Linked DNA regions of Mus musculus: all the other regions are linked to region 2. A link is a contact called in ENCODE Hi-C or POLR2A ChIA-PET data. All regions are on one chromosome and are shown on one strand. The core of a region is the stretch at or near the end of the contact, and the rest is flanking DNA. Distances in the headings are between cores, read along the strand shown. Region 1 holds the start of Tubb3 (tubulin, beta 3 class III). Region 2 holds the start of Tcf25 (transcription factor 25 (basic helix-loop-helix)). Region 3 holds the start of Spire2 (spire type actin nucleation factor 2).

Region 1 (4,481 bases), core at 1,837-4,336, 38 kb after region 2:
GCTGGGCAGAGGGTGACAGTGATATCCAGTGGCCTGCATCCTGTGAGACCACAGGTACTCATCCCTTCCTGATCTCCATTTGTCTAAGGGTCGACAGGATGAGCTTTAAAATAGAAACCCAGAGTGCCTGGGGCCAGGAGAAAGGGTAACTGTGACTGCAGGGCTCACCCAGGGCAGCTACGGGAAGTGGAGGAGACAGGGATGGGAACTCTAGCCCTGAGCAAGGGTCAGACCACAGGCTCCTGAAGAGCTTCACCTCTCCCCACCTACAAGGCAACTCCTGCTCAGCCCTTCAGCTCATTCAGCCTGGGCTCTCCTGCTGGGACAGACATGAAGTCTCTAAGTTAAAAGAATGACAGACAAGCCGGGCGGTGGTGGCGCATGCCTTTAATTCCAGCACTTGGGAGGCAGAGGCAGGTGGATTTCTGAGTTCGAGGCCAGCCTGGTCTTCAGAGTGAGTTCCAGTGACGGCCAGGGCTATACAGAGAAACCCTGTCTCAAAAAAAAAAAAAAAAAAAAAAAAAAAAAAAAAAAAATGACAAACAAGAGCTAAGGGGGAGCAACTACTCTTGGTGGAAGCTTCTGATAAGAGGATTTGTGGCCATGAAAACCCAGCCATAGCCATGCAGTAGGCAGCTTAAGGAAGTGAGACCCTTCCTCAGCACATGGAGCAGAATTGTAGAATGTGCATCTTGCAGGAGGGGCCTACCCATTTGCACAAGCGGTGTGGGACTGACCTAAAAATGGCTCCTGGGAATCCCAAGAGGTGGGCACCCAACTGCTCACACCAGCAGGCTACTCTGTCAAGTGCCTCCTCCACCAGCTGCAGGGGAGGCTGTTGGCTTATCACTGACCACAGCCTGTGTGGCTCTGAGCCAGGAAGCAGTTGAAATGCTAAGGTCAGAGGGAGGGAGCCTCCTTGCCATCTTCCCTAGCTCTCTCCAGAAGCTGAGTGAAGTTTGGGTGAGAGGACAGGGAGAGTGGTCACATTAGGGAGATGGGAGTCTCAGAAGCCACAGCTAGCTGCCTGCCTGATTTAGGAAACCACGGTCCCGTCTTGGCTTCCTCTATGACTACAAACTTCAGATCAGAGCAAGCAGCGGCAGAAAAAGTTTCCTCGTGCCTCTATGGTGACAAGAATCCCTTTGTTCAGGCTCCTTCTGGTTCATCCATACACTGTAGCAGGACCGTAGCATCTCAGCCCCTGATATGACACATCCGTAACCTTGGCCAGAGCCTGTCCCTTTCCTGCCCCCACCCCACCCCCCATGTGTAGGACTTTCAACCTACTTTGAGCTCTCCTGAGAAGCCCAGGGGTGGAGAGTCCCTGAGGCACACGTAGGGTGGACCAGGACCAGGGGCTGAGGTCTGTTTCTATGGGACACTGCCCTTCTGGGAGGAGGTGGGGTGGTCTCAGTGCTCTGTCAGATTTGGGAATTAGACAAGACCTTTCAGGCGTATCTGAGTCCCAGGAGAGTAGCACCTGGGGTGAACTAAGAAGCTTGCACATCCCTGAGCCTTTCTGCTGCTACAACCTGGGATTCCTGCAGCAGAGTCTATCTTGAGTCCCCACTGGTACTGAACACTTCTTTGTCCTCCTCCTTGGGGTGGCCTCTCAGTCTGGAGTGAGATGCCCTCAACCATCAAGTCAGGAAATGGCACCAGGCCAGGACCTAGCCACACTATCAGCTCCAGCCCTGCTGGACTGAGATTGGAAGCTGGTTCCCGGCAGGGCCAGCCTTTGCTGGAAGACAGGACCATGAGTCAGCCTTTAGCCTGACACCATAGCTCCCTGGGGACACAGAGAGCTCTGGCCTGATGTCATCTGTCAGAGAAGCATCCCAGGCCTCTGGATGCTTCTAAGCATCTTCTCTGTCCAGACAAGGAGACAGAGACAGATGCTCACCCAATACTTCTTGAGCCAGGCCAGCTGGAACCACAGAAAGCCACATCATGGACACATTGTGGGGGAGGGGCATCTCTTGAGAACAAAAGACCCATTTCTAAACTCGGCTAACTTGGATGCTTACCCTCAGAGAAAGTTGTATGCGCAGCCGCTCTATCCAGCGTGCACCCGTGCGTGCAAACTGGACGAAGGCATCTGCAGGTGTTTTTAAGCTTTTTAGCGGCTCTTGTGAAATGAATGTTTGTGGACCATTGAAGTGTGGTACTATTGTCTCAGATTCTTCCCGAAGAATTTTCTGTCACTGAAATATCAAATAGTCCTCATAAGGTGTCACTGGTCCTAGATGAATATTAAATCAGTGTTGTCTGTGAATTTGCATGCCCTCCTGATTCTGCTTCCCAATGGGCCCCCTCCACACACAGTCTCCTTACCTAGGTAGCTCCAGCTCACCTCGTGCCCCCTCTTCACCCTCACTTGTACCAGAAGCACAAGGGTACCAATGACATCAGGCATGGCTCAGACAAAAAAAGACTGTTCGACATGCTCCACTGAGTGGGTTGTATATCCTTAGAATTTTTCACAGAGATTTTCATGGAGCAGGGGTACTTGCCAGATACTGTGTGTGCATCCTCACACCCCAGGTACATTTGCACCCTCGGCGCAGCCCTTTGTGGAGCCGCGGACTGGTAGCCCTCTCTTCTCCAGAAAATAGTGACCTCAGAGTTCGGAGCTATAATCCGCCACCGTCCTGACTAGCGTCCCCAGGTCTGCACAGAGGTCTCAAGAAGGGTTTCGCTTCCCCTGCCTCTCCCACCTCAAGCGACTCGGCGGACTCAGAGAATATGGGTCTTGATTCTTAAGCACTTGAGAGAAAGAAAGACCCTCTTCACAAAGCTGCAGGGTGGGGATGGGGCAGGGACAAAATGGGGAGGCAGCTACTGGGGTGGGGCACTAAGGGGCCTGGGTTCTATTGTCCCCAGAGCGGATTGCCCACCGGTGGCCCCTCCTCCGAAGGCGCGGCCAGACTTGCTCCGCATTGTGCGGGCGGATCTCGGTGCCGGTGCTGATGCTGCAGAGCCTGCCGCATTGTGCGGCGCTCCAGCATTGGCCCGCAGCGCTTACATCAGCCAGCGAGGGCGGGGCAGCCTCTTATAAGAGGGCGCGGCGGAGGCTGCCGATCCTCCGCAGCCTGCTGTCCGCCTGCCTTTTCGTCTCTAGCCGCGTGAAGTCAGCATGAGGGAGATCGTGCACATCCAGGCCGGCCAGTGCGGCAACCAGATAGGGGCCAAGGTGAGGCTGAGCCGTCCGGCGTCCTGCGTCCCCACAAGCGCCAGCCCCAGGGCGGTGGGTGGAGGGAGAGAAAGGCGACTCTGGGAGCCGCTAGCGGAACAAAGGGAAGAGCCCAGCCCCTTGCCCCGCTCCTGGGACCCCGGGGTCCCCAATCGGTTCCCCTCAATCACGCCACTCTGCACTGCGCCCAGGTTGCAGGAGAAGGCTGGGGGTAACCCTTCTGACTCGCATTCCCATCCATTCTGCGCACCCACACACACCATCAGGTACAGGGGATGTGGTTGGGGGGCGCCGACTGGGCGTGGCCTTCTTTGAGGTTGCCACTTAAGCCTTGAGTAAGATGGGTGTGTCGGGCAACTTTGGGTGGGGCTCTCCCCTAAAACCATAATGACTGTACATGCCTGGATCCCCACTGGAGAACTAGACAGTCTTCAGGGAGCAAGGCCGCCCTCATATCCCCAACCTTGTTCAGCTCACCCAGTTTCCTTGCCCCACCCTGTTCCTTTGTTGGAGGAGTTCGGCCTGCACTCCAATGACCTTGATCCAGAACTGGACTCTGAAAATCTCCCATCTCTAACTGTGCGCTCCCAAGGCCTCCCAGTCGGGATTGAGCACAGAACAAAGCCGACTGCAAGGATTGCCTCAATTTCCCCTCTATTGTTAGCCCGCATCCAGGTGTTGAAGCCAAGGCAAAAGAAAAAGAAAAAGAAAAAGAAAAAAACGGGGGGGGGGCGCGGGGTTGGTGCAGTGACTCCGCAATCCTACTATCATTAGTGAGGTAGCTGTCCTGTTTCCAAGTCCTTAGGAGACTGTTCCTTACCCAAGGTCACACAGCAAGTGGCAGACAGAACTACTTGATTCCTGCAGAAGCCCAACCTCCACTTGGGTTGCATTTGAGTGGGTGGGGTCAGCTACCTCAATCTTCTCCCTTCTGAACAACATGAAACGGGAGCTTTGTCCAGATGAATGCTGGACGGGGCTTAGGGATGCTAGTTCCCAAAGGAGGAGGTTGGGTAGACAGGTCCTGGGAGGGAGGGGACGAAGCAAAGAGTACCTCTGGAGGCTGTTGCCATAGAAACCGGGCAGGAACAAAAAAGCTAATTACCACGGGCTGGGCCAGTCACGTGGCTGACATGTAAATTACAAGTTTGGCTCTTGGGTGGAGGTTCCTCTAGTTAAAGGGGAAGGGAAGCGGCACCACAGAGACTCCCTAATCACAGGGGAGACAGCTGCTTCTGCCCTACAAGGGAAATTTGGGCGGGGTTGGGGGGGTGGCGGGTAGGGG
Region 2 (4,870 bases), core at 2,160-4,659:
TGCTCATTAAGCCCAGAGGCAGTCCCGACACCTGGACTCAGGATGGGCCTGGGCTAAGCTCCCTGCCTGCTTACATGCACCCAGCAGAGGAGGGGGTCTCTCATCACTCCACTTTACAGATTAGGAAAGAAAAGCTCAGTAAGGTAGAGATTGATTGCTTATCTCAGAACATGCCAGAACTCCAACGGAAGCCTGCTAACTGAGCCCTGCTGGCTGACTCCAGCCTCCACCAGCTTGCTCAGACTAGAAGAGGCACCAAGGGCACAGGACTGTGACAGATGGACCTGTGCAAGTTATCTTTGAAATTGGAACACCCAGTAAAAGAGGCTAGCTCCTGGCACCCATTCATCTGAGCACCTCACAGACCACCTTTGTATTTTGACTTTTTCAAGTTTAAAAGATATGCCTATTTGGGTTACATGTTCGCTTACGTTAATTTATGTAAACTGCATGCGTGCGGGAGCCCATGGGAACTATCAAACTGGAGTTGAGGGTGGCTGCGAGTCACACATGGGTGCTAGGAACTGAACTCAGTCCCTTCGCTTGGTCTGCAGCAAGCACTCTAACCACTGAGCAGCCATCTCTCCGGCCCTTTGATTTAAAAGAACAGGCAGAAAATGTTAGGAATCAGTACTGTCACTCAGCCAGCAATGACAACACTCACATTTAACCAATTATGGAGGCTCACACTTGTTAAACCAGCAGCTGGGAATTAGCATGAGGAAGGTCACTGGTTTGAGGCTAGTCTGGGCTATGTAGCAAGCTGCAGATGTCTGAGCTATACAGTGAACTCTCAAACAAGAAGCCCCCTCATGTTCATGAAGTATTCTCATGGACATCCAGTGCCATGAACTACGTACAGTTCTTGATCTACAGACTCGAAAGCAGCCACATATCCAGCTCACACTCCAAGCATGGTGTCACCAGTTCTGATCCTCACACAACACAAATGAAAGCAATAAACTCATATTTTGGGAAACACCCAGCTGAGTTGCAGGGTAATGCCTGTGGTTGTACAGTGCCCTACAACCACTTCTGGAGGTTGTACAACAGCCTGTCCTGTCTTATGGTTGCTGGTCTTTTCTAAACAGTGGGTTGCATGTCAGCCCACTGAGCTAGCCTCAGCCTCATCCATCGGGACGATGCCAAATACAGTGGTTAGAACTGAGATTTTCAGAAGGACCAGATCTGCAGCAGTTTGGGGAGACACATTTGGAGCTAGTGGTTCAGGGAAGATCAACTCCATCCTTCAGGGTCCATGACTTGTGTCTCAGGAGAGGCAGTTCTAGACTGAGACCTCCCACTTTATTCAAAGGTAAGGCTACTGACCTGTGTAAGCTGGCCACAGCTCTGTGTGTGTGTGTGTGTGTGTGTGTGTGTTTTCAAGACAGGGTTTCTCTGTATAGCCCTGGCTGTAGACCAGGCTGGCCTCGAACTCAGAAATCCATCTGCCTCTGCCTCCCAAGTGCTGGGATTAAAGGCGTGCGCCACCACTGCCCAGCCTGGCCACAGCTCTTGATCACGGATGGCACAGAAGCCAGCCTGGTCCTGAACAGTCAGGGCGGCAGCATTGAGCCTGATGCGGAAGAAGCTGCAACTTTAACAGTGCGCAGGGAAGAGGGTTGGGGGGATGGGCACCTTGGGACAGCAGCTGTGAACCATCAACTTTGAAGTACCTAAAGATACTTCATAGTGTGGGCAGAGGGCTCAGCATCCAACCCAGGGACGAACCAAGACTCCTGGGGGAGGCAGGGTGGAGTGGAGCACACGGACAGTGGGACAGGGGGCTCACACAAGAGCAGGAACTAAGGGATTGCTGCCCTGCCTGCCTTCTCTGTCCTTGCCAACCGCCTACATTGTTTGGACTTTGGGAGTCACATGAATGCAAAACCGGGTTCTCTCTGGGAAACTTAGCTCATTAAGGCGTCTTCACCTGTAAAAGGAGATCTATCTCCCAAAATGAAGCTGGAATTTAAGATAAGTGACTGATTGCTTCTCAGCCTTTTGGCTAAGATCAAGTAAGAGCAGTGACTGGCCTAGCCCTCTCCTGCTCTCAAGCTGGGGAAAGGTCCAACCCAACCCCAGCTCATTTTACTTTGGAGGTACTCAATCCTGACTCGTCTAGGAAAGTTTTCCAAAAGTATAAAAATTGGGGCGTAGACATGAAGTAGCTCTGTAATTCCAGCCCTTCAGAACAGGATTTCCATAGCTTCACGGGTAGCCAGCGTTACAGGGCAAGATCTTGGTTTGGGTGGTGTACTGGCTAGTTTTGTGTCAACTTGACACAGGCTGGAGTTATCACAGTGAAAGGAGTCAATTGAGGAAATGCCTCCATGAGATCCAGCTGTAAGGCATTTTCTCAATTAGTGACTAAGGGGTGAGGGCCCATTGTGGGTGGTGCCATACCTGGGCTTGGGTTCTATAAGAAAACAAGCTGAGCAAGCCTCCATGGCCTCTGCATCAGCTCCTGCTTCCTGGCCTGCTTAGTCCCAGTCCTGACTTCCTTTCGTGATGAACAGCAGTGTGTATGTAGTGTAAGCTGAATAAACCCTTTCCACCCCAACTTGCTTCTTGGTCATGATATTTTGTCCAGGAATAGAAACCCTAAGACAGGTGGTGTTTTTGTTTTGTTTTAAAAAAAGGTCGGTTGTTGTTGCACACACTTTTGGTCACAACACCTGGGAGGCAGAGGCCAGCATGGTCTGCAAAGCGAGTCCCAGGACAGTCAAGGGTACACAGAGAAACTCTGTCTCAAAAAACAAAAACAAAAAGAACATGGAAAAAGAAAAGATCTGTGCCGAGGATCCCTATGTCCTTATTGTGAAAATCTTCCTGAATTAGAATACACATAGGTAGGGCTGCCGTGACTTCACACCACGGATCCACACCTAGGCAGCTCTCCCCTCACCCAATACCCCTGTAACATGACCACCCCTGTTGCGTTCGCGACAATAAAAAGCAAGCCCTAACACCTAACTCGGCTCGGTGCACGTTGTGGAGAGGAGTTACCCAGTCTGAAAGAAGTTAGGTTGGTTCTATTAAGGTGAAAACTGTCCCTTTGCAGTCTAGTAACAACGTGGAGGTGGGGGACATCGGACAAGTCGCATGGGTAGGCTAGCAGAGAGGGGTTGGGGACTGGGTCCCTCGCTCCTGTCATAGCAGAGGTCTTTGCACACGGGCCTTGCGGCGTGCGCACCTGCTCTCACGGCCTCCTCGCCTGCCCCACCCCTGCCCGCTCGCCCCCAGGCTCGCCCCCGGGAATCGCGTTCGTGCGGAGCAGCGCTCTGAGCCTGCGCGTTGCTGCCCGCCGCACAGCCGGCTTTCTGAAAGCCAGCCATCTCCAAAGCCGAAGCACCGCACCACGGCCGCCGCTAGGGCCCGACTCTCGCGAGAGCTCCCTGGGCCACCCTTGCACCTTCCCCGACTCCACGGGGAATTGGGAGGAAGTTCCGGAGAGCCGCGGCGCGCAAACGCGACACGCCAATCTTGCGCCAGCGCGCCGCAAGTGCGCAGGCGCCGCCACACTGCTGCTCTTCCTCGTCCCTCTGCCCACATCAGGCTGTCGGGTCCTATGTCGCGCCGGGCCCTCCGGAGACTGAGGGGGGAACAGCGCGGCCAGGAACCCCTAGGGCCCGACGCCTTGAAGTTTGTCCTCCTTGATGACGATGACGCAGAGGAAGAGGGACCAAAACCGGGGCTGGGTGGCCGGCGCCCCGGGGGTGCAGGGAAGGAAGGAGTCCGTGTCAACAACCGGTTTGAGCTGGTGAGGAGCTGGGCAACCTGAGGGGGGGGAAATGGTGGGGGCATGACGTCATGCGAAGGGGCACAAAGTTGGGTCTGGACTGCAGTCGAGTGGGCGGAGAGAAGGGACTGCGCCGCATCGGGGAAGGCGGGTCTTCAGCCGCAGGGTGGGTGGGGTGAGGAAGCCGTGTTCCCCGTCCGAGATCGAGTGGAAGGTGGAAGAAAATGCCGAGCGAAGGGGCTGCTAAAGGCTAACGGGGGTGCCGACAAGGGGCTGAGTGACAGGACTTTGCTGCAGCATAGGGCGTGTCTCGCGGCTGTGTCCAGAGACGTGACGTGACGCAGGGCAGGACGGGGCAGTGACGTCAGAGTGGGCGGGGCGTGACATCCGAGACAGCTAAGGGGGAGGGGCACTGTGGATGGCGAGTGGGAGGTGGGGTTCAGTTGGGTCTAGGCTTCACTGAAGGAGTAGGGTTGTTCTGTCCGGGGCAATGGGATGGTAGGGTAGGCTTGGTTTCATTTCTGCGACTTGAGGGAGGTCTCTCTTCTGCAAACATTTCGGCTTATTCATCACAGTACTTCTGTGTGTCCCAGCTACTTGTACCTATCGTATCGTATTCCTCGCAGCAGAAAATTGGGTAGCAGTCCTGAGCCCCGTGTTTTTCCTTACGACAGACTGACCTGGGTCTGCAGTTTCATATGTGTATAAATTATGATTCTGACTTCATGTGTGGGCAGATAATATGTCTTTTCCTCGTATCTCCAACTTCCACATATGGTAAGGTGTCAGTGGCCATTTTCGAGTGAGTAAAAAGATGTAATGTGTCTGAGACTCTCAGTCTTGCAGTGAATTGTCTCAGCTAGCTGGGACACACGGAAGTACTGGGTCTTCCTCAAGTCGCAGATATGAAACCATGTCTATCCTACTGTTGCAGCACCCAAGACAGCACTACCCCCAGTTGTCCCCAGCTTTTTATCAGTTAGCAGGTTTAAAAGTTCCTAGCAAAGATATTGATTGGTGTGAGAAATGTCACAGACATTTTGGAAGTTTGGTTCAGAGATTGTTTATTTCTCCCATAAGGAAAGGAAGGGATCTGTCCTGTAGTCTGTGGCGATGGTGAAATATGTC
Region 3 (4,502 bases), core at 1,510-4,009, 41 kb before region 2:
CAAAGAAAATTCAAAGCTTTAAGAGAAAGAGAGTAGGCATGGAAGATACTTTGTTGCTGCGACAGAATTCCTTAAGAAACAACCAGCAGGAAGGAGAATTGATTTGGCTTTGTTGCAGTCAATGGTCACAGGGCTTTGTGAGTCCTGTGTGGTGAAGCAGGGCAGAGCAGAGTAGAGTGCTTCACCTCGTGACCTACTGGGAGAGAGAGGGACAAAGTCCTAGAACACGGCCTAGTCCCTAAGTACTTGCTTCTGGTGACCGACTTTCCCTAGCTAGGATCCACCTCCACGAGTCTGCACCCCTTCCCTGAGACTATTTAAATGGCAATTCTAGGGCTGGAAAGAAGCACAGTGGGTAAAAGCCCTGCCACACAAGCCTAACTATCCAAGTTCCATCCTTGGAAACCACAGTGGGAGGAGAGAATCACCCACAGAAGTTGCCCTCTGGTCTCCACACACATGCTAGGGCAATACGCATCTGCCCTCATATCACACACAGACAATAAAAACCAATAAGAAATATGTAGAAAAAAAAAAAGAAATATGTAGAATATCCATTGATTATGTCAGAGTCCTCACGATCCAATTGCCAATCTATGGTTGGCGCAAACAGTTAAGGCTCAAATCTTTAAGGCATGAGCCCTGTGATGATAATGGGAAATAGTGTGCTGCATCCTAAATAACTTCCTTGTGGATAATTTCCATCCTCTGCCCATTCACTTCACTGACACCAGAATGATGCATCTCCTGTGGGTGCTTCTGCTGCTAAAGTGGGGCAAGGCAGTACCACTGAGGGAGCCTGGGAGATGCCCGCACACATACACACTGCCTGACTTCTGCCTGGTCTCTTGCTGCCCTCTGGGTCAGGGACCCCCACACACTGGGTCTCCCTGAGAGGCACTTCCTTACTGTAAATCCCCAGCTGTGATCCATCACTCCCGGGTCACCGCACAGCGCGTGGGTGGCTCACTCCTTAATTGAGTTGTGATTCCAGGTTCTGAGCTAGTTACATCTCTCCATGGCCTCTGCATCCGCTCCTATTTCCTGTCTTGTGTGAGTTCCAGTCCTGACTTCCTTTGGTGATGAACAGCAATGTGGAAGTGGAAGTCAAATAAACCCTTTCCTCCCCAGCTTGCTTCTTGGTCAGGATGTTTGTGCAGGAATAGAAACCCTGGCTAAGATACCACCCATTAGAATTACAGAAATAGCTCTCTTACCTCTTATTCTCTTGCTCTTACTCCCTTGCTCCCCCTTTCTCTGCTTTCCCTTCCCCTCTCTCCACGTGGTCATAGCCAGCCTCTACTTCTCTACTCTCTCCCTCTCTCTGCCTTTCTACAATAAACACCTTAAAACCATTAAAAGAAAGAAAGAAAGAAAGAAAGAAAGAAAGAGGAGAAGAGAAGAAAAGAAAAAAGAGAAAAAAGGGGAAAGAAAAGAAAAGAAAAGAAAAGAAAAAGAAACACAGAAACCATTCTATGAGCCGGCCAACCAGAAACACCCTGGCCTCATCAGTGGGCGCTGTCAGCACACACTTGGTACTGTGTGACTCAGACTTTCCTTAAACTACTTGGATACAGGCTCTCATTCCTAACATAAGCAAGGAATGAGTTTCCTTGTGGGAGGTTCCTACTGTTCCTTCCCTACTGAGGTAGCCCTTGAAGTTTCTGAGGATTAGGGAAGAAGAGCCAGAGTTCCAGGTTGTCTGCACAATGTATCCTGAGCAGAGAGAACCTTCCCTTTCATTTCCTCTTCTCCAGTGTCCTTTGGTTCCGCTTAAATCTGTTGTGTCTCATAAGCTTGAGAACTGGTTGAAGGATGTCACACTCGCCCAGATATTGATTATAAACACTTTCAGGCAAAATTCATTTGTATCCTTTCTTTCCAATTGAAGACTAAGAATCCAGAGGAGATTGTCAGCCAGCCCTACACCAAGTCTCTCTCTTACAATTATGTCCCAGCCTTGTGCTTCCTAGGCGATAGTTCTACCGCAAAGCAAAGCCCGAGACCAACTGCCTTGTTATCATTTATCTCCCAGCTGTGTCTTCTCGCTCTGTTCTTCTCAACCGTCGTAAAGATGGCTGAAACTACTTTCAACAAAGCTGTGTGCTGTGCTTAGCTTGTTAACACTTTTGATGTGCCTTGGAATGAAGGCAACACACTCTGAGAATGAGGTGTTGTGTTAGCTCGGTCACATTGTTTGTCACTAAGACACTAAGGGTTTGAAGCTGATCCTTTCGAGCAGAAAAAAAGGACCATTTATGAAGTACTTCATCCCTGAAGGCTTGCATCATCTTTGAGCCAATCACACTATAGCGACCTCCTAAGGTCCAGGCCTTCCACAAAGACCATCACAGGCACTGTCTGCTTTAAAGAGCCAGAGCCAAGGGAGCGCGTGTACGTGTGCCTCTGTGTGTGTGTGTGTGTGTGTTCGTGTGCAAGGTCCCCATCATGCTTAACCCCACCCCTCTTCAGTCAGCTTTTCCTCCTCGCACCCCCAACCGGTTTCTAACAAACCTTAGTCCTCTCTTGTCCTGCACCCTCCCTCTCCGGCTGCCCCTCCTAGCTCTGCCCCTCCCCCTGGCTCGCCCCTCCCTACCGGTCTTCCCTTCCCTCCCCGCCCGGCCCCGCCTCTTTGACCATTAGCCTCCTCCTCCTCCATCAGCCCCCGCCCTCACCTGCATCTGCCCGCGAGGGGCGGGGCCGGAATGACAAAGCACACGGGCGGCGCGGGACCCGCCCCCTCGCTCGGCGGTGCGTCGCCCCGCTGTTATGGAGACCCGCCGCGCGCGCGGGCGGCGATGATGGGCGGCCATGGCCCGGGCGGGCGGCGGCGGCGCAGCAGCTCCCGAACGCGCGGGGGGCGCGGCGCGGCCCGAGCCGTGGGAGCTGTCCCTGGAGGAAGTGCTGAAGGTGTACGAGCAGCCCATCAACGAGGAGCAGGCCTGGGCGGTGTGCTTCCAGGGCTGCCGCGGGCTGCGGGGCGAGCCGGGCGGCGTGCGGCGCATCCGGGACACGGCAGACATCCTCCTGCGTAGGGACGGTTCGGTTGGCGCGCGGCTGGAGCCCGGTAAGGCGCACCGGAGTGGGTGGGGGTGTGGCCGGCGCGGCGGGCGAGCGGGCGGCCGCTGAGGGCACCCCGGTGCCAAGTGACGGGGCCTCGACCTTTCTCACATCAGCGCCCAGATAGCGCTCTACCGGACCGGGAAGGCCCCACCCTGCCCTCTGGATCTGGGACTCCTTGTCTTCCCTTCGACCTAGGAGAACCCCACAATCACACACACACACACACACACACACACACACGCAGTCTGGGATAACCCTACCAACAGCCCACTATCACACACACACACACACACACACACACACACACACACGCAGTCTGGGATAACCCTACCAACAGCCCATCGTTCTTGATGAGAAGCGGCCGGTTGGCTGCTCGCGCCCAGGGACGCTTTCCCCAGGGGAGAGTGGCTTTGGTTAAAAGCCGGAGTATCTTACGGTCAAGTCCTGAATTTCGGAAGCCTCTCCTTTAGTCAGTTCCCTTTAAGATGGTTTGGGGGAGTCTGCAGTCCTCTGGCCTTGCTCTGGCAGGGCCTGTGGGTGTTCCCGTGAAACTGGTACTCCCCTCTGGCGACACTGCAGACCTTGAGGCTACTTAGAGATGTGTGCCTTTTTCTAGGGGTAGGGAGAGCAGGAGTAATGTGCCTTGTTCTGAGTCTGTACTGAATTAATACTAATTTTTTGAGTTTAATTGTAAATGTAAGCAGAGTGTATAACCTGTGATTTAAAAAAAAAACCAAAACTTAAACAGTGAGAACCAACAATTGAGCTTTTGAAAGATTATTGTAGTCTATTCAGAGCGTTGAGTTCAGGCTCCTGTCTACTGTTCCGCCTCACTTTCCCCCTGGAGAACTGTAGTTCTAGTATGGGGCATACAGTGATAGTACCCCAAAAGTTGATACCCGGTTGGGAGCACAAAGGCAGGCTGTGTGTTTGCTGAGGGAAGGCTGGCCTCCCTCCAACCCCGAGAGCTGTGGGCTTGCAGAAATTCTCTCAGGCAGGCATCTGCGGGGGACTAGGAATGATAAGCAAGGCCAAAGAGAAGCAAAGGACAACAGCTGCCTCTGGAGCAGGAAGGGCCCATTGTGCGCACAGAGGAGCCGCCACCGTGGCTTTCCCAGGCTTCTCAGCCTATACCCATTTCCTCCCTCCCTCCACACCCCTGCCTGACACTTCCAAGCTGTTAAATTTTGCACAAAAGCCCCGATATATTGCACAGGGAAATAATAAACACAACACCCAGGTAGGCTGAGGTTTAACCTTGGCCAGTGCGCTCAGAAAGTGGCATGATTTGCATAAACCCTGCTGGGCTCCCTCTTCCAAGGCTGGCCTGAAGGGGCAGGTGCACCACCATCAACTCTTCACAGCCTTAACACTCCTGTGGCTCTGGCCGCCTCACAAGGCTATTCCTGGGCCCACCCCATTGCTTACCATAGAGAATA

Evidence for each region. A loop is a pair of places that touch in the nucleus more often than their neighbours do. ChIA-PET counts read pairs that join two places held with the same protein, here RNA polymerase II (POLR2A).
Region 1: POLR2A ChIA-PET joins it to region 2 with 31 read pairs in Patski. The contact joins the promoter of Tubb3 here to the promoter of Tcf25 in region 2. A Hi-C loop is called at or near these places in 4 of 37 maps with a recorded cell type or tissue (adrenal gland, heart and v-Abl transformed pro-B cells). POLR2A ChIA-PET finds 5 or more read pairs at or near these places in 3 of 5 experiments (Patski and embryonic stem cell).
Region 3: a map of left cerebral cortex shows a loop between it and region 2 (5-fold over the local background). The contact joins the promoter of Spire2 here to the promoter of Tcf25 in region 2. A Hi-C loop is called at or near these places in 12 of 37 maps with a recorded cell type or tissue (CH12.LX, Patski, T-helper 1 cell and 6 more). POLR2A ChIA-PET finds 5 or more read pairs at or near these places in 4 of 5 experiments (Patski and embryonic stem cell).

Annotation. Positions count from the first base shown.
Region 1 is chr8:123,408,467-123,412,947 of GRCm38, forward strand. Tubb3 (tubulin, beta 3 class III) reads left to right here and starts at 3,087. Exons shown (of 4, transcript NM_023279.3): 1 at 3,087-3,196. The coding sequence starts at 3,140. It overlaps Mc1r (melanocortin 1 receptor), which reads left to right. Exons shown (of 1, transcript NM_008559.2): 1 at 1-2,278.
Region 2 is chr8:123,370,302-123,375,171 of GRCm38, forward strand. Tcf25 (transcription factor 25 (basic helix-loop-helix)) reads left to right here and starts at 3,410. Exons shown (of 18, transcript NM_001037878.4): 1 at 3,410-3,763. The coding sequence starts at 3,572.
Region 3 is chr8:123,329,954-123,334,455 of GRCm38, forward strand. Spire2 (spire type actin nucleation factor 2) reads left to right here and starts at 2,760. Exons shown (of 15, transcript NM_172287.2): 1 at 2,760-3,067. The coding sequence starts at 2,812.